4 separate regions of the Homo sapiens genome follow, and regions 1, 3 and 4 are each linked to region 2. A link is a contact called in ENCODE Hi-C or POLR2A ChIA-PET data. All regions are on one chromosome and are shown on one strand. Each heading gives the region's core, a stretch centred on a gene start or an enhancer-like site at or near the end of the contact. The rest is flanking DNA. Distances are from core to core; before and after follow the strand shown. Region 1 holds the start of TIPARP (TCDD inducible poly(ADP-ribose) polymerase). Region 2 holds the start of GFM1 (G elongation factor mitochondrial 1). Region 3 holds the start of LINC00881 (long intergenic non-protein coding RNA 881). Region 4 holds the start of IQCJ-SCHIP1-AS1 (IQCJ-SCHIP1 readthrough antisense RNA 1).

Evidence for each region. A loop is a pair of places that touch in the nucleus more often than their neighbours do. ChIA-PET counts read pairs that join two places held with the same protein, here RNA polymerase II (POLR2A). Pooled maps may share reads with other maps.
Region 1: a map of B cell shows a loop between it and region 2 (18-fold over the local background). The contact joins the promoter of TIPARP here to the promoter of GFM1 in region 2. A Hi-C loop is called at or near these places in 3 of 168 maps with a recorded cell type or tissue (B cell, naive thymus-derived CD4-positive, alpha-beta T cell and natural killer cell) and 4 of 50 pooled maps. POLR2A ChIA-PET finds 5 or more read pairs at or near these places in 1 of 52 experiments (common myeloid progenitor, CD34-positive).
Region 3: a loop to region 2 is called in a pooled map, with 6 times the contacts of the local background. The contact joins the promoter of LINC00881 here to the promoter of GFM1 in region 2. A Hi-C loop is called at or near these places in 2 of 168 maps with a recorded cell type or tissue (Right ventricle myocardium inferior and gastrocnemius medialis) and 7 of 50 pooled maps.
Region 4: a pooled map shows a loop between it and region 2 (4-fold over the local background). The contact joins the promoter of IQCJ-SCHIP1-AS1 here to the promoter of GFM1 in region 2. A Hi-C loop is called at or near these places in 1 of 168 maps with a recorded cell type or tissue (endothelial cell of umbilical vein) and 6 of 50 pooled maps. POLR2A ChIA-PET finds 5 or more read pairs at or near these places in 2 of 52 experiments (HEK293 and activated T-cell).

The regions. Positions count from the first base shown.
Region 1 is chr3:156,673,131-156,677,535 of GRCh38, forward strand. It overlaps TIPARP (TCDD inducible poly(ADP-ribose) polymerase), which reads left to right and starts at 1,460. Exons shown (of 6, transcript NM_015508.5): 1 at 1,460-1,666. It overlaps TIPARP-AS1 (TIPARP antisense RNA 1), which reads right to left and starts at 2,583. Exons shown (of 1, transcript NR_027954.1): 1 at 41-2,583. RefSeq lists an enhancer at 956-1,255 and silencers at 1,666-1,715, 1,746-1,815, 2,186-2,545.
Region 2 is chr3:158,641,398-158,646,024 of GRCh38, forward strand. It overlaps GFM1 (G elongation factor mitochondrial 1), which reads left to right and starts at 3,130. Exons shown (of 18, transcript NM_024996.7): 1 at 3,130-3,318; 2 at 4,232-4,384. The coding sequence starts at 3,238.
Region 3 is chr3:157,087,623-157,092,219 of GRCh38, forward strand. It overlaps LINC00881 (long intergenic non-protein coding RNA 881), which reads left to right and starts at 2,259. Exons shown (of 3, transcript NR_034008.1): 1 at 2,259-2,500. All of the region lies in intron 3 of LINC00880 (long intergenic non-protein coding RNA 880), which reads right to left. LINC02029 (long intergenic non-protein coding RNA 2029) reads left to right here. Exons shown (of 3, transcript NR_135546.1): 2 at 237-394; 3 at 665-925. RefSeq lists a silencer at 1,554-1,603 and an enhancer at 2,564-2,663.
Region 4 is chr3:159,766,379-159,770,562 of GRCh38, forward strand. It overlaps IQCJ-SCHIP1-AS1 (IQCJ-SCHIP1 readthrough antisense RNA 1), which reads right to left and starts at 2,234. Exons shown (of 3, transcript NR_121669.1): 1 at 2,196-2,234; 2 at 1,926-2,121. The region is part of intron 4 of IQCJ-SCHIP1 (IQCJ-SCHIP1 readthrough); the gene reads left to right. All of the region lies in intron 2 of SCHIP1 (schwannomin interacting protein 1), which reads left to right.

The DNA of each region.
Region 1 (4,405 bases), core at 210-2,709, 2.0 Mb before region 2:
GTGCCAGAGAATTCAGAATCATGAGTAAATAAAAGAGCCATTGTTTTAAGTCATTATATTTTGGGGGTGGTTTGAACACAGCAATAAATAACTGAAATACTACTAAAAGCATAAAGAATGTATAACAACCTAATTGTTACAAGGGAGTGGAATTAATAATCTACAAGAAGGCACAAAAGGACAGAAAAGAAACAGAACAAATGAGAAAAATAGAAAGCCAACAGTAATATGGTAAACTCAAATATTAGCTTCTAGGCAATTCTATGTATGAGTAGACACTGACCAAGATCTTGTCTCAATAAGATTTTAAATGTAAAGATTTTCATCTTTTACCTATTGTCCTCTGAATTCCGCCCATATCATTCTCACCTTAGTTTAATGGCCCTGCCTTGATGCAATTTGAAATAAGCTGCTAAGGAGATAACACCCTTAATCTATTCATTGCTGGTGCGCTTACCCAGTCTGGTTTAGAACCGTTTAACAAAGGCTTAGAATCATAATGTCTATGATTATTACCTCTTAGCTCCTAGTTTTACTGACTTCCATGTCTGGAATTACCAGCACTTCTTTTTCGTACATATGGATTATATGAACTAAATGTATTGTTTCTTCCCTCACTACTGAAAATCTATTCAATATATGGAGTTACAATTCAAAGTATTTTACAACCCAGAAAATATGGCCATTCCGTATGTGGTGTGTATTTCAGAGGTGCTCTGCAAGCTCCATGAGGACAGGCGTGAAGTTCAGGCTACATGCCTGGTACGTAATAGACGCTCTGACAGACATTTGCTGAATGAATAAGTTAGTCACTACGGCGTTTGTGGGCTTTAAAACACAAGTAAATGCGCTTCTATCGCCAAAACCTCACAGCTTCCCTTCTGCAAGGTGGCGTACAAGGCCCACGAAATAGTCGGCCGCCGCAGGTGCGCAGCCTGTCCAGCCTGTCCGGCTCGGGGCAGGCGACCTCGTCTGGTGGCAGTGGGGGAGGCAGCCGTTTGCTTCCTCACAGGGTGTGCCGGAATCAGAGGCTGGAGGCGTCTGGGGAGTAGGCAAATAAACAAAGCCAACCGCACCGAAACGGGTCGTTCCGTTTCACATCCTCCCTCGGGTGTCTGGGTCTTCTCGGAACAAAGTGACCCTCCATCTGTCCGCAGGCAGGTGGAGCCCGTCCCACGCGGCACGCGCCTTCCTTCCTCACAGCCGCGTGTAGACGCGGACCCTCAGGGACACTGCGGACGCGAGAAAGGACACGCCCCCTCGCGGGAGCATAAGTCCACCGCACAGAACTCGCGCGCCTCCCCTCGAACGAACGCGCACGCGCGCGCAGGGGGCGGGTCTTCTTCCCGACACCCACTGAGCGCCCGGCCTCCTCACCCCACCCCACCGAACTCCGGCCGCCCAGGCTCCGCCTCCGCGACGGGCCGTCGGGAGGAGGCGACCGGAAGCCACTTAAAGCAGAGATCGAGGTGACAGGCGAGCTGGCTGGACTCGGAGCGCGGTCGAGGCTTTCTGCGTTCGCGGCGGCGGAATGGCCCGTGCGCGGCTCGCCGCGTCGCGGCTCTGTGGTCCCTAGACGTCGGCTCCCGCCCTCGGCGCTGATCTCCGGCGCGGGCACTGCTTTCCACTCGGCTCCTGTCGTCCGTTCTCTCAGGCTCCCGTTCAGGTAAAGGGCTCCGGGAGGGCACTGAGGGGCTGAAGAACCCTAGCGGGGAGTGCGAGCGCCGGCCTCGCGGCTCCGGCCCCGGCCCCGGCCCCGCGCCGGCAGTGTGCGGGGCTCTCGCGGATCGGGGTGATTGATTTTGAGACTGCCCTTTGTACCGAATTCACTCGGGTCCCGTCAGCATGAAGATGGAATTGGTTTACACTTCTTAGGCACTTAGAGCCTGTGGCAGGTGTATACATCAGACCGAGGCGCCGAAGGATTTAGTTGGGGTCGCAGGCGCCTGCCCCTTCCCCGTTCGTCAGGGTGGGGGCGCGTCTATGCGGCCTCCCCCGCGGGCCGACCCCGGGTGCTCTGAGGCGCCTAGGAGCCCTTCCCAGACCCCGGGGGGGAGGGCACGGCAGCTACGGGAGCCTTCCGGCTACCCCGCGTTTCGGGCTGCAGCCCAGAAGTTTGGAAGATGTTTTCACATTAACTTTGAGAGCGCACAAGTCTTCGTCTTCCTCCCCGCCGCCGCGGGAAGCGCTCGCCGCCTTTCCCCCGCGCTTCGCGGCTCAGTTCTGCGAGCCCCCAAGACCCGTTGGACGCTCCTCGGGAGGTGAGCTGAGGGGGTAAAGAAGAATTAGAGAGAGAAGGCGCCGCGAGTAGTCTCTGGGATGCAGGGAGGCCGGGGCGGGTCGTTGGTCCGAAGGAGGCTGGACAGGAGTTGGGGGGCGCCCAGGCGCCTGCTGAGGGGAAGGCGGGGGCGGGGACGCCCGGGAACACCCGGAATTGCAGAGCCGGGCGGCGCCTCAGCTGCACTGCGCGGAGTTGGCGCGGCCCGGGACCAGGAGCTGAGCAAACCGCCGCGGCCAACAGGAGGCGTCACTCGGACCCGGGCTCGGCGCCGGGGTGTCGCGCGGCGGCGGGCGGGCAGGCTTTGGAGCGGCAGTTTTTTCGGAAAGTGCTTTTGGCCGGGAGTGCCGCAGAACCCCAGCGTCACGAGGTGAGGGGTGTCGCGGTGTGTCGCCTGCCGCTGGAGACCGGAGGATGTGTTCTTCTCATCTTTATTTTTCTGTTATGAAAACTAATTGAGGAGCTAGGTTCTAGTGGCTTTCCCCCTCCAGCCACTTCTCCAGTTCTCTGCTTCTTCCTCCCAGTTTTGTTTCCGAGTTTGATGAAAGGGCAATAATAGGAAAAGTTGCGCGCGCGCGCTTGCGTGTGTACGCGCAGACACACATATAAATAAAATCGATTTAGTGTCTATTTTACCTTGATTGGGTTTGATAGGAGTGGTTAGAGAGTGTGCGCGTGGGGAAAGCACAGGCCGGTTTGGTATGGTGGAGAGGGAATACCACAATCTGTGCCAATTGTGCCTTGAGGCAATAACACCAAATGATGAATAATAACGCCTGGCTTGGCTCCTTTCCAGTTGATTTATGTCTCATGTCAGATCCCTCCTTCTTCGTGAAGCTTTCCCTAACAATGCCAGCTTACAGTGAACTCTCCTTTTTCTGCCTTTTCCTTTTGTACTTATCATGTAAATTTAATACTTCGTTATAAACTGCTTTGTATTTTACTTTTCTGAATTTGATGGACTTCTTACACATAGATTTATGACTCTCCAATTAAATTTTTAATATTCACTTTTGGGGACACTCAGTTTTACCTTTTGTTGTTGACCCACAAACAACAAAGAACTAAGCATTTAATATGTGCTTTTCTTAACTAATTCAGCCAACAAAATATATATGGAACACCAGCTGTGTGCATTGTGGTAGCTAGGCACTTTATTGGGCACCTAGGATGCATATTTGATTAAGTCATGGGACCTTGCGTCACAGATCTCTTTCAGTTTATTGGACAAGAGAGAAGAGGATTAATTGCTCATCACCATTCCTTTCTCACCTGGCACAATCTCAGTAAATGTTTTCAAATTTCAGTTTTTTTCAAGGGGTCTGATTCTTGGAAGAAAGGACTTTTTCGTCTCTTTCAGTAGTTGATTAGGAATCTGAAATTTGGTGTGTGTTTTATATTTTTTTTTTATTTTTCTATAGTATGCCTTCATTTGCTCTTTAAAAATGTATGTATGTAACTTTTCTGAAGGCAAGAACTAGGAGGCTTTTTCTGTGTTACCAAGTTGTGCTTGTCTTCTGACACATCGTGCAGTGGTTGTTGCTAATGGGGCTTCTGTTACTAAACACACCCTTGTATTCCATCAGAAGCGGTAATGTTTTTGGGGGTTGTAAAAGTAGACTCTTAACATTCTTGGATAGTATATTAGAGCTTTCTGAATATAGAAATGCTTAACAGACTCCTGGCTTTCTCCCATAGAACATTTCAATTGAGAGCCCCTGTTACTTGTGTATGTTCTTATACCCTTAAATTGACTCACTGTTTTAAGTTTGAAGTTTATCTTTCATTTGATGAACTTTTAAAGAAACTTTTTGTCAACTCATGAGATAGGTGATACATAAACAACTATAAAGAGAACCGCAAAGCTGAGTGGAAATGTGGTTTCCCTGCTGTCATCATCTAGATACAGTTATTTCTACCTCCCATTTCCCACCCCACTCTAACCTTATAGTAGAAATTCTTAACCTAGCAGAATTGCAAACTCTTATGTATTCAGTCCACAAATGCATGCCAATGGCCTGTTGAAAGACTCTTCTACTTTTACCTGCTGTGTGCTTTTGAATAGCCTTGGGTGCTTTGGAGCCTTAATTTCTCGATAAAATTTAAAATTGACTTGTAAAAACTAAA
Region 2 (4,627 bases), core at 1,880-4,379:
CCATTAATCCTTTCTAGTAATTGTGCCTCGATATCCTCTGCTATTTCATCATTTCCTCTAATTATGGTGCTAGCCCAAAGAGGCACACGTGCCACCTTTTGAACTGCAGCATCTCCTAAAAGTTCATGACAAATGTCCTTAGCAGCAGGCAGGTTCAATTCTCCAGTAGTAAAGAGCTTCTTAGCTTAGCAATGCTGTTAGCCACTAAGAATGACACTGTCAATGCAGACACATTTGATGGAAGTGGCGGCCTTCAATAATTGCTTCTGTTCTTCGTGTCCACATTTTTTCTTTTGAAAAACTCCAAAGGCTTCTCTTTTTATGTAGGGTGCTTGGTCTCCATGTGGCGAAGCAGTTTTGAAGGTTTCATGGGTTTGTTGGATAGCCGCTTGCCACATATTATATAAAGCAGGCTTGGAGAATGTGAATCACCTGTTGCAGTGAACCTGCAATTTAAGTAGGACTCTAGGTATTTTCTTTCACATGCAGCTTTCCTTTTATTAGCAGTCTTAGAGTTTTCCATTTTCTCATCATTGGGTCTTTCCCCATTTTCAAAGAAGCTCTCCAGTGACATTTGTTTTTTACTCGTTTTGGCTAGAGTTAGGTTGTGGGCTTACCAAAACTGTGACTGAGGCAAGTGCTCAGTGTGGGAAGGAAGCGCGGACGGAAGTGGTAAATAAAATAATGGGCGGGCCACGCAAGACTTTAAAGCCTGCCATCAGATGCAACTGTACAACTGAAATACATCAACTCACTTGCCACTATAAAGCTTGCCACCAGTGCAGCTTTTGTCACTTGACACTCACTGACAGGGTTTTGATATGAATCTGCAAGCAATTGATTTATTATGGTCTCTGTGCAGTCAAACCTCTTTGCTAATGTTAATCTGTATTTGCAGCTGTTCCCCAGCCCTAGCGGCCACACCTTAGCTCCACCTCAGGTCATCAGGCATTAGATTCTCATAAGGAGTGCGTAACCCAGATCCCTTGAATGGATAGTTCACAAGGGGGTTCACACTCCCATGAGAATCTAATGCCACTGCTAATCTGACAGGAGGCAGAGCTCAGGTGGTAATACAAGTGATAAGGAGAGGGTGTAAATACAGATGAAACTTCACTCGCTCGCCCACTGCTTACCTCCTACTGTGTGGCCTGGTTCCTAACAGGCCATGGACTGATACTGGTCTCTGGCCCAGAGGTTGGGGACTCCTGTGTTAGAACATGTAGATGCCAAGTACCTGTGCCAACCACAGGTCCACCTTTGCATACTTGACCTTACCAGTATTTTATGAATATATATGTACAGCTCCCATGTTACCAGTGAAGGGTCTTGACTATGAGTCATACAGGTTCTTGGCGTTTGAACAAAGAATTGGACAAAACACATAAGCAAAGCAATGAAAGAATGGAGCAATGAAGGCACAGATGTGTTGAAACAAAAGTACACTCCACAGCTCAAGAGCACCTGTTACAGAATTTTCTGGGATTTAAATACCCTCTAGAGCGTTCCCATTGGTTACACCCTATGTAAATGAAGGAGTGGCCCATAACCAGCCTGCTTGGTTGCAGGAGGTGACCAATCAGAGGCTGAAGTGAAGTTACAAAGTTACACATGAGGACTTGGCCTGCTACCAGTCTGATTATTTGCCAGAGGGGACCAGTCAGAGGTACTTTCCATTTTTTCATCTGCAATGCAGTGCATTGGGAGTAGCCTCCGATCCTTTTGTTACTTGGGCATGGAGAGGTGGGGTTTTCCTTTTGGTTCAGCTCTAGGAAGTCAGCAGGGCCTTCGGTTCCCTGTCTCTAGACCCTGTTCTCCTGCCTCACCCATAAAGGGAATTCCCTAGAGATACTAAAGGCTGTCTGTCTCTCTTCTGAGCAGCCCACTCTGCCTCTCAGAGTGTACTTTTGGTTTACAATAAACTTTTTTGCCTACTCTTACTTTGTACTTGCTTTCAAATTCTTTTGTGTGGTGAAGTCAAGCACCTGAACCGGCCCACTGACAACAGCAAGGATAGAAGCAGTGAGATCGGTTACAAGGCTATTACAATAGTTCCCTCCAGAAACGGCAGTACTGAGAGGTGGGGAGAAGTAAGTTCTGGATTTTCTTTTTTTTTTTTTTTTTTTGAGACTCGCTCTGTCACCCAGGGTGGAGTGCAGTGGCGTGATCTCGGCTCACTGCAAGCTCCGCCTCCTGGGTTCACACCATTCTCCTGCCTCAGCCTCCCGAGTAGCTGGGACTACAGGCGCCCGCCACCGCGCCCGGCTAATTTTTTTTTGTATTTTTAGTAGAGACGGGGTTTCACTGTGTTAGCCAGGATGGTCTCCATCTCATGACCTCGTGATCTGCCCGCCTCGGCCTTCCAAAGTGCTGGGACTACAGGTGTGAGCCACCGCGTCCGGCCCTGGATGTCTTTTTGAAAGTAGAGCTTACAGGATATGCTGACTGATTAGACCGGAGATGTCACAGCATGGTGTCAAAGCGACTAATATTTTTGGCTAGAATCACTAAAGTTTACATTTATGAGATGGATAAGACTGTGGAAGGTTTGGGGAAGAAGATCCGAAGCTCAGTTTTGGACCTGTTAGGTTCAACATGCCTCTTAACACATCCAAGCAGAATGGTCAAGGATGCAGTCTTCCACATGGACAGGACATGAAATGTCTGACATCGAACAATAACAAATAACATTTTGACATGAGGAAAAGTATTTGTAATTGTAATTGATAGTTCATTCACTATAATTTGTCCACGTTCTTTTTCAGGCCATGTCATATATATACCTATTAATATTTGTAATAGACAATTTTGCTCTTTTCTACTTAAATTGTTATATACATTTCTCCACATTGCTTTATAGGCCTAACAACCATGTTTAAATTCTGTATCTTCATACAGAGGTAATATTTAAAAAAGAAGACGAAGACAAAAGGACTCCCTTCCCTCACCCATATACCTATGCCGTCTTACTGGGAGCAAACACTTCTTTAGCTCCGCAAAGCGATTGCACTTTCTCTTCCAAGTCGGCAGACGGCGCGCGAGCAGCGTAGGCACTGCTCCGCCTCCAATCCAGTTGCTCTTCTTTCTTTTCCTCACTCTCTTTTTCCTCGCGTCCTTTGCCCCGGAAGTGCTCTTACAACATTGGCTGCCGGCGTGACTTTGACCGCTTCCCGGTGCGTTACCGGCAGCTGAACCCACCCGGCGCCACGGGACTTTGACGCGTGCTCTGCGCTTGCCATGAGACTCCTGGGAGCTGCAGCCGTCGCGGCTCTGGGGCGCGGAAGGGCCCCCGCCTCCCTAGGCTGGCAGAGGAAGCAGGTACCGGAGCATAGAGAGGCTAAATCGGGACCATTCCCGGAACCTTGTGATCCCTTCTGGGCAATGGAAGGCCGTGACACCCCCTGGGTCCTCATGACTGACAGCTCCGAATACTGGCAGTCGCTCGTCAGTGCTGAAAAGCACCTCGGTGCCTGCACATTAGCTCGTTAGCTCGTTTGTTTCGCTCTCTGGTATCCCTAGGGTTTAATCAACTAAAAGTGTCTGTCACTCAGATACTTTGATATTTTATCCACCTTTTCTAAGGTTTTTTTTTTTTTTTTTTGCCTCTCTTTTCCCGTGAATAATTGTGCATTTTGGATGTGCAGTCCTATAGGGAAAGGTTTATATTGTATCTTCATTCCATCTAATAGGGATCCCCATCCCCTGCCACCAGAGTAAAGTTAAAACAAGCTTCATGAATTGTTTTTGTTTGGAGGGAATTGGAAATCTTTGGGGGCTGTCTTGGAGCTACTAGCATCACTGCATAGAGCATATAAGTTCTCAAACATATTTGTCATCTGTGAACTACAATAAAGGAGAAAGGGAAAAAAATTAAGTTAAATTTAAGCTAAAATTTGTATTTTCTATTAAAGTATTTTTTGGAGCTGTCTTTGTGATTTTATCTGCCCCAGTGTGTATTTTCAAATCTGCAGTAAAAAGTGTCTCCCATTTTAATTAAATTTAACTTATTCATTAATTAATTTTAAAAGAATACGTCTTTACTGTCTTGTTTTGAAGTCTGTCCTCTGATTACAAGAGTTCCAGGCTTAAAGGTTTCCCCTGGTGCCTTTCTCAAGCTATCTCATATCCAGTGAGATTTCTTGGAGGAATAATGTCCACCATACTCCTTTTAATTGTCTGTTGTTCTCTCTTATAAAAGGTGCATAGAATTGAGCTCTCGTATTTTTTTCAGGTTAATTGGAAGGCCTGCCGATGGTCTTCATCAGGGGTGATTCCTAATGAAAAAATACGAAATATTGGAATCTCAGCTCACATTGATTCTGGGAAAACTACATTAACAGAACGAGTCCTTTACTACACTGGCAGAATTGCAAAGATGCATGAGGTATATATTCACGGTTGATTCCGGATTAATTAGAACCAGATTTTAATTGTTTTGTTGCTATTATTTAATAAAGCTTATAAACCTGAAAGATTAAAACAATGGTAACAGCGGACTTTTGACAGTTAGGCTTATCTGAAAGTTGCTTAAGTTAAGTATCTGTGTTCTGGTTTTATTTTTATTTTTTATAGAAGAGGTCTCACTTTGTTGCTCAGGCTGGTCTCAAACTCTTGGGCTCAAATTATC
Region 3 (4,597 bases), core at 1,009-3,508, 1.6 Mb before region 2:
TTAGAAATGACACATTGAATGAAGAGCTTTGCAGGTAACCTTCCCTTCCTAATGAAGTTTCCTTTTTGCGGGGTTTTGGTGTGTGTGTGTGTGTGTGTTTGTAGTTCCATAATTCTCAAATGAAAAATTGCTAAAAGGTCATCTATACAAATCCTTAAGATGGTGAACCTCTACAACCTTACTTTAATTTTAGGAGATATTTCATTTCATGCCTTAAGTTTTGCAATTATTTTCAGTGTCTCCTTTTCCAGACTTCTTAGAGGACTTGGAAAGAAAATGAAATGACGTTGAACGAAATCAAAGTAAATTGAGTGATCTGAAACGATTTGATGTCAGCAAGAATTCCCCATACAGCTCACAGCCCTACCCCGAGCACGCCTCCCTCTTGGGTATGGTGAGTTCAGCTCCAAATTTATTCTGACAAGAAAGCACAGGCAATGGCTTCAGTGGGTCTAAATCAGGTGAAAATTCAAAGCAATCACCCTTCCTGGACAATCTTCTGCTTTCTCAGTGCTTATCATGGTCTGAAAATTCCTATTTAAAGAAGCAGAGCTTTCTTTTAAGTCCTAACAGAACAAAGTCACACTCAACAGTGCACAGGCACACGCCGGGATCGAGAATGCATTTTTGGCAAAAAGTCTCCTCTTTTCTCTGTCTCCTCCAGCTCTCTGCAGGCCCAAACCTTGCAGAAGCCATTCCATGTTTCCTGAGCAGGAAAAGACAAACTCAGACCGACAACCTTGGACTTCAAAAGACTGCACACAAGGGGAGGAAGGACTGAGAGTACCAAGGCGTGAGAATTCAGAATGCTGCTATCTCATTTATTTTTACCATTTAGGAAACGTTTTGATCTGCATTCCTTTTCCCTTCCCTGATTTCAAAAAATAAAAATAAAAATGCTTCGGTTCTGAGGAGTAACTCTCCAGATGGAAGGGGAAGATCAGGGGATGAATGGGGGAGGGCTGCTTGCGTCCTCTCCCCTGCCACACACACGCTCTCTGTTTCAGCCAGTGTAAAAATAGCCGCCCAGGTTTATGTATTCATCCCTAAGCTGCAATGAAGCGCCTGCCTCCCGGCCAGAGTCCGCTGCCTTTTAGTAGCTTATAACATCAGGTGACGCCTCCAGCCCTCCCATTCCCCGCCCCAGCCCGGATAAACGTCCTCCGTGACCTTAGAAGTTTTCAGTTTAATCAGCGGTATCGTTTTTGAGAGGAAAATCCTCCCAGCTTTGCGGGCTGGCAGGGCTCTGGGGCCCTCCCCTGCCTCCCAGCCCAGGCCGCAGAGCGAGAGCGTTTCCATCTGTGCTGCGAGCGGGAAGAGCCTCTCTGTGCTCCCCGGCACGTCCAGCGCGCGGGCGGGAACACGCTCTCCTGTGGGGGGCAGCTTTCCCAGGGACCTTGCCTAACGAGGGCCAGGCGGCTCCCCCGTGGGCCCCGAATGGCTCCTGGCAGGCAGACCCCTATCCCTGTCGAGAGCACTGATTTCCCCAGCGTCGGGGGAGGCAGCCGCGCCCTCCTGGAGCGAGGCAATCCAGCGGTCAGGCGGCGGCGAGGGCCTGCGCGTGCGCAGAAAAGAGCTGCCTCCGCGCCAGGCAAGGGGCGCGAGGGCGGAGGATGGAGGGCGAGGGCGCATGCGTCAGCCGTGCCGCTGGGGCCGCGTAGGAGAGCTGAGCTGCTGGGTCCTGCCGTCAGTGCAGTTTCTTGGCAGCACGTTGGGGACACTGCGCCATGAGAACAGAGCCACAGAATGTTAAAGGCACAGCCTCCTTCGAGGGCATTTGCATAATGCCTCCCGTTTACAGATGAGGAAATTGAGGCCCAAAGAGGTGATGGGAAAGGCCCAAAGCTGCATTTCTGGCTTCTGGCAGCTGGGACCAGATCCAGCTCGTATTGACATGGTTTAAGCACTTCTTCAATGAGCACTTATCAAAAGCCTAGATACTGTGTACTCAGTGTCTTGAGTGGCAGCGAAAGATAACCACGAATACGTCAGAAGCAGTGTAGCCACGGCTGCCCTGGATTTGGGCATAGAATCAGACAGACCTGGGTTTGATATGATGATTTCCAGAACCACACTACTAGTTGGATGGCCTTAGTGAAGCAGTTAACCGCTCCATGCCCTAGCTTTCTGGTCTGCAAAACGGAGATAAAAATAGGCTAGGGTCGTGGGATTTAAATGAGATAAGGTGCACATTGTTTAGCACAGTGCCTGCGCATGGAAGGCTCTCAAATAAATATTCGTGCAATGTTTTGAGAAGTAGAAAGTGCTAGGCACGTAGGCGTTCAGGAGACAGTCACGGTACTCGTTTCCAGACAGAAGTCATGAGGAACAAGAGGGAAGGTGCTTTCCCGTGTGCAGCGCTTGGGGAGACTCACACAGACAGAGGATCTGGCATGACAGGGAAAGGAGGAAATGGCTTCTGTTAATCTCTCCTTCAGCTTCTCCCGCCCTTCCCATGCACTCTTCCTGTTTCCCTTTCCAGTTCTCACGGTGACTCAAGGTAGGTGGCTGCAGAGAGACATTGGGACCTCTTACCAGGGAAAATATGTTCTGTAATCTGGCATAATTTAAGTTTTAAGTCCCATTTTATCATAGGGGTTCCCCTCCCCTTTACCTAGGTGTGATAGGCACAAGAAAAAGGAATGGAGTTAAGTGGATAAGTGACTAAGGTGTCACATTGGAGTAGTGTGGATCATAGATCTCAGAGCTGAAGATCATCTAGGTGGACTCCCTCATATTAAAGAAGAAGCAGTGAAAAACTGTGAAAGGCAAAATGACATCAAGTTTCAGACTCAAGTTGGAGCCATGGTGTTCTGTAGCACCATAGTTCATTCATCCACTCATACACACTACTCTGGGTGGATATCTGATATACTGCCAGGTACAAGGTTCTGCCTCAGTAGGCAGGGAAAGGGGAAAGGAAATAGAAATCCGGGAGGATTCTCGGGTTCTTTGTGCAGCTTCATGGATGTTGATACCATTTACTGTGATTGCAAGTAGAGGAACAGAAATGGACCTGAGAGGAAGATGGCATGTTTTGAACATGGGTTTGAGGTGGCTGTAGGACATCCAGGTGGAGACCTCCAGGAAGAGTTAGGAACATGAGTTCCAAGCACAGGAGAGAGGCCTGGAGGTGCCCACTGGGGAACAGTCAACTTAAAGATGGTCACTGAAGCCAAGGCAGGGCTGGGATGGCCCAGAAGAGCAGGCAGAATGAAAAGACTATGAAAGCATGAAACCCAAACCTGACAGATACCAGATCCTAAGGATCAAATAAGAGATCCTGAGGAACAGATGGAGAAATGGAAAGAAAACCAGAAAAAAGTGGCATCAAGCAGTTCACATCAAGACTCTCCAGGTTGAAGACGTAGTCAGGAGTGGGAAATGCCACCGAGATGTGAAGCAAATGAGCACCGGAATATGTCTGTTGTATTTGACAATGAGGAAGTCATTGATTACTTGTGAGACATTGGTTTTAGTGGGGATGTGAGGGCAGAAACAAAATCACACTAGGTTAGAAGCAAAATGGAGTCAAAGAAGAGAAGAGGCAGGGGTAGTGGGTATAAACCACTGCTTCAAGAGAGTTGGTTAGGCAGGGAGGGGGAAGTTACAGCTAAAAGGGGAGGCAGGGAGAGTTTCCTTTATTCATTGTCGTTTTGTTTTATTTGTTGTGTTTTGTTTTTGCAACTATGGGAAACTGGAACGAGCTTATAGGAAAGGGGAAGCAGGAGGGGTCAGCAAGGAGAAATAACTTGGAGTCTCAGTACAACCCCCAGCACCACCACAGGGTGAGTGACAGAAGAGGGGATTCTGGCCCCAGATAACCCAAAGGAAGGGATCCTCTTCCTTGGTTATTTTTTTTCTACCACTGGAAAGGAAGAAACGTACATGGGAGGTTTAGAAATGGACTTGGGGAGCTCTTTAAGCAAGGTTTATCTGTGTCAGGATCTAACCCTGGCAGTAATCTTACCATCAAATGCATTTAATCAGACCCATTTGCATGTGGAGCTGTGCCCAGTGCTATTCAAATAATGTGAAATGGATACTGTTATTACCATGTCAGTCAGGACTATGGGTAGCAAGTGACTGAAACCCAGCTCTAACCACGGGATCCATGGGTTTGCTAAAAACTGGGTAGACTGGCTTTAGGCCCAGTTAGATTTCAGGTGCTTTAAAGGTGTTGTCATGTATGATAGGCATAATGTTTTGAAATTATCAATGTAGTTTTCTCTTTTGCCTTTCAAAGCATATGAACTTAGTCTACTCTAGGCATTTATCTGCCTAGGAAGAAATGAAAGTTCTTTCCAGAAAGTATGCAAAGAGAAAGAAAACATAACACTCAGCTTCTGGCATTCAAAAATAAATTTTGTAGCAAGGCAATAGCCATGTAATTCAAGCCCTTACCTTGAGAAAATATCCTGTACATTCCATTACCTTCCTCTTCAGAGGGTCAAGAACTGAGCTTGGTAGACTAAACCTTAGGGTTTTATATTCGAAAGGTCTAGACCAGGAGAAAGTGGGGATTATCAGAGGACAGAAGTAGCAGAATAAACAAGAGGCCTGAGTGGAGAGATTGTATTGGAAAAGTAAAGCTTAA
Region 4 (4,184 bases), core at 984-3,483, 1.1 Mb after region 2:
TTAATAAATTAGCATACTCATTTTAATTCCAGCTGTTTAGGAGTTTACCATGGCCATTAACAGACGTGGAATCTTTCCATTACAGTCAATACTATCTCTTATACCTTGCAATAGAAAATATCCTTTTCCCACTTTGTGCTTGAGAAAAATACCTCATTAATACCTGGGCTTGAACAATGAGTGGGAAATAAGCAGGAGGTTAGTTTGCTATTGCGTGACATTTATACATTCCAGGAAAATTTAGTACTTGGGTATACATGCAAAGTTAGGGTTTGATGGTGACAATGAGCTCCATTATTCAAAAGTTGTGGAACAAATTGTTTTTGAGCACCCATGTATGTGCTGTGTGCCAGGGATGGTTCTGAGTGCTGTAGTTACACATCAGTCCACATGGGGCTGAAATTCTGGTGAGGGAAGGGTAGGGATACAGACTGCCTTCCCTCCAGGAACTTAAAATTTGATGGCTTACCTAGCACCACCTCATACCCCCACCCCCAACGCATCTTCTGGTTATTGTGAAGACTATGAATCTTTCCTTCTTGGGCAGTCTTTGAAACCAATGGTGTATCCTCACCTAGTGAACAGTTTGCATATTTGCATATTTGGGTTTCTTTCCTTCACTTCCAGCTTTCCTGGAAATGCCCCTTCTGGTCATTTCCTCTACAAGTTACACAGAGAAATTTAGATTTCATTGTGTCAAAGCAAGGATGTATACAGAAAAAAGGGAGAAGGAGGTAGCATTTGAGGTTAATGGTGGATTTTTTCATGTTTTGGTTTGTGTTTGAACAAAATTACTAGTCAGTGTTGGTTTAGAATACTGTTTTTCAAACAGTAAGTTTCCCATGAAATCACCTTAGCATTTAAAAAAATGAAATAAAATAGAATGTATGATAGTGTATTGCAGGGAGTCATAGTAAAGTTGGTAATTTTTAAAACTTTAGTTTTATATGTATGGTGGGTTGCAACATAAAGTTTACTTCTCACTATGGGTCGCTGTTATAAAAGATTGAAAAGCACTGATTTAAATCCTGTTTAGTGCTGCCTGGAGTACGTAAGGGAATTTATGACCATGAGGACAGAAACCGGAGAAGAACAAAGGAGCCGTGTGGAAGAGAAGGCCTGCCTTGAAGGAACTGTTCAAATCCAATGATATTTTACTCCTCTTTAAAATGTCTTGTATGAATATATTTAAGTGGCATTAATACACACCACTAGGAATGGGGTATACAATGAAAAGGGGATAGCTTCTCTTCACCAAGTAAGCCTATTCCTACTTCAGGGCTTTTGCCCTTCTGTAACCTCTGCTTGGAAGCAAGTGTCTGGTTCCTTCTCATCATTCCAGACTCAGTTCAACTCTCACCAGCTCAGAGAAGCTGTCCCCCACCACCCTTCCTAAAGTAAAGTAACAGCACTGCACCCCAACTCCAGCACTCCTGGTGTATTGTTTTCTTAGTGCTTGTCACTATCTGACATTATCTTATTTAGTCCTCTATTTTTGGTCCCTCTGAAATGTAGGCGGGAGTTCTTGCCTGTTTTTTAACTCTATAACCTATTGCCTGGAACATGCCTGGGATGGAGTAGGTTCTCAAATATTGAATGAATGAATGAATGAATGTTTATGACAACAACACAACCCATACCTAATCCAACTCCCATTTTACAGTTGAGAAAATTGAAGCCCAGAGAGGTTAAGTGATTTGCCTCAGACCCAGTGAGAAACTTATGAACAGGGTTTTGTTCTTTCTTGTGACACCAGACTAGTTCCCCGCCCCCTTTTTTAATGCTTAAAATAATTTGAAATAAAAGGAAAGGAAGGAGCTCCCACCTCCCTGAAACTTAAAGGGTTTCCTATTGACAAGTCTCTTATTGCACTTCCTTAGAATTAAGGACATAAGTAAACTGGGAAATCATCAAAACCCCCTTACTTATGAGTCTTCTTTTGTAGACAGGGTTTTGTATTGTTTTGTTTCAATGACATACTATTGGGTTCTGCAGAGCAGGGTAGTGACAGAATCCATGTCTCCTCACTCCACATCCAGTGCTCTTTCCTTCCTCTTAGTTGTGGTGATGCACGCAGAAGGATGACTGAGGTCTCAAAAATGGGATGACAATCAGCTATCCCTAATTCAGATAAGATTGAGAGGCAAATTTAAAAATGCACAATGTTTAGGTGGGATTTAAAACCTAGCACTGACCTTCACTTTGCGATGGGTTTAGAAAACTAATCTCTCTCTTGGTATCTGTGGAGGATGATGAGCTTGGATGCTGTCAGGAACTATCTTTGGTGTCACAGCATGGAAGGGCCTGGGGAGTCCTGATGGAAACACTCTAGTGACTGGATCCTTGCTCCATCTCAGAGCTGGGGGCTCAAGACAGACCTCCAGCACCTGGTCCAGCCCTCCACTGTGATGTCATCACCTGGGACAGCCATATCCCCAGTAGTTCGCATTGTGCCTGGCACAAATAAATGCTTGAAACATGCAGAGAGGGTGAGGGGCTCTACCCAAAAACCAGAACTACTCCCAGAAGTGCCCCTTCCATGGGCAGCCCCTGCTCATCTGGTGTCAGTGTGCTTCTCACAGTCCTGCCCTGGGCTTGTATTCCGTCTTGTGCGTGAACACTCTTAATAAATTCAAGGGCCATAGATGGAGTAAAGAAAGGTTCTGGGGTTGGTGCCTTTGATGTCAGATTAGGAGTCCTGCTTGCAGAAGTTCATGTTTCTCTTAAATTCTTATCTTCTTGCCTACTCTAACTCTGGTGCACAGGACTGGACAGTTTTCCCTCTTATGAGAGCGGGCCACAAACAGTCGGCTTTCTCTCTTCTGCTTCTCCAGGACCTTAGTGCATCACTGTAGCCCTCTTGCTCCTGTTCAAAAGGCTCTGTGGACCTGTTGCCAAGTGGGGTGGGAGGGGGGGCACTGCCTCAGTGTACTCTTCCTCCTAAATGGAATATAATTACACATCTTTTTCTCTGTGTTTGTCCCTGAGGCTTCCTGTCCTTCATGGGACGTGTTCCTCCATGTCTAGCCTGTTCCCTGTCTCTGGAGACTCAGCCTATTTTGACGCTTTTCTTTAAAAATAGCTTTATTGGCCAGGCATGGTGGCTCAGGCCTGTAATCCCAGCACTTTGGGAGGCCAAGGCAGGCGGATCACCTGAGGTCAGGAGTTCGAGACCAGCCTGGCCAACGTGGTGAAACCCCATCTCTACTAAAAATACAAAAATTAGCCGGGCATGGTGGCGGGCGCCTGTAATCCCAGCTACTCGGGAGGCTGAGGCAGGAGAATCGCTTAAACCCAGGAGGCGGAGGTTGCAGTGAGCCAAGATCACACCATTGCACTCCAGCCTGGGTGACAAGAGTGAAGCTTCGTCTCAAAAATTAAATAAAATAAAATAAAAATAGCTTTATTAAGGTATAAGTGACATACATCAACTGTACATAGTTAAAATGTACAATTTGATGAGTTTTGACATATGTATGGCATATGTATGTGTTTTGACACACCTGTGAAACCATCATGAACATCAAGATAATGAACATATTTAGCATCCCCAAAAGTATCCTTGCACTCCTTTGTAATACCACCATCTTGTCCCTAGGCAACCAACTGATCTGATTTCTATGTTATAGATTAGTTTATGCCTTCTAAAATTAACATAAGTGGAATCACAGTATGTGTGGATTTTTGTGTGGCTTCTTTAACTCAGAAAGTGATTATTTTGAGATTCATCCATGTTATTGTATATATCAGTGGTTCGTTTGAACTCTTGCTGAGTAGTGTTCCATTTTGTGGATATACCATTTTCATCTGTTGTTATACATGTGCATTGTTTCTAGGTTTTGGCTATTACAAATAACATTGTTATGGACACATGTATACACTTTATCTATTTATTTTTGGGGTGAAGTTTTGCTCTTGTCACCCAGGCTGGAGTGCAATGATGCTATCTTGGCTCACTGCCACCTCCGCCTGCTCAGTTCAAGTGATTCTCCTGCCTCAGCCTCCTGAGTAGCTGGGATTACAGGCAGCCACCATCATGCCTGGCTAATTTTTGTATTTTTGTAGAGACGGGGTGTCACCATGTTGGTCAAGCTGATCTTGAACTCCTGACCTCAGGTAATCCGCCCACCTTCGCCTCCCAAAGTGCTGGGATTACAGGTGTGAGCCACTGTGCCGGGCCTGAA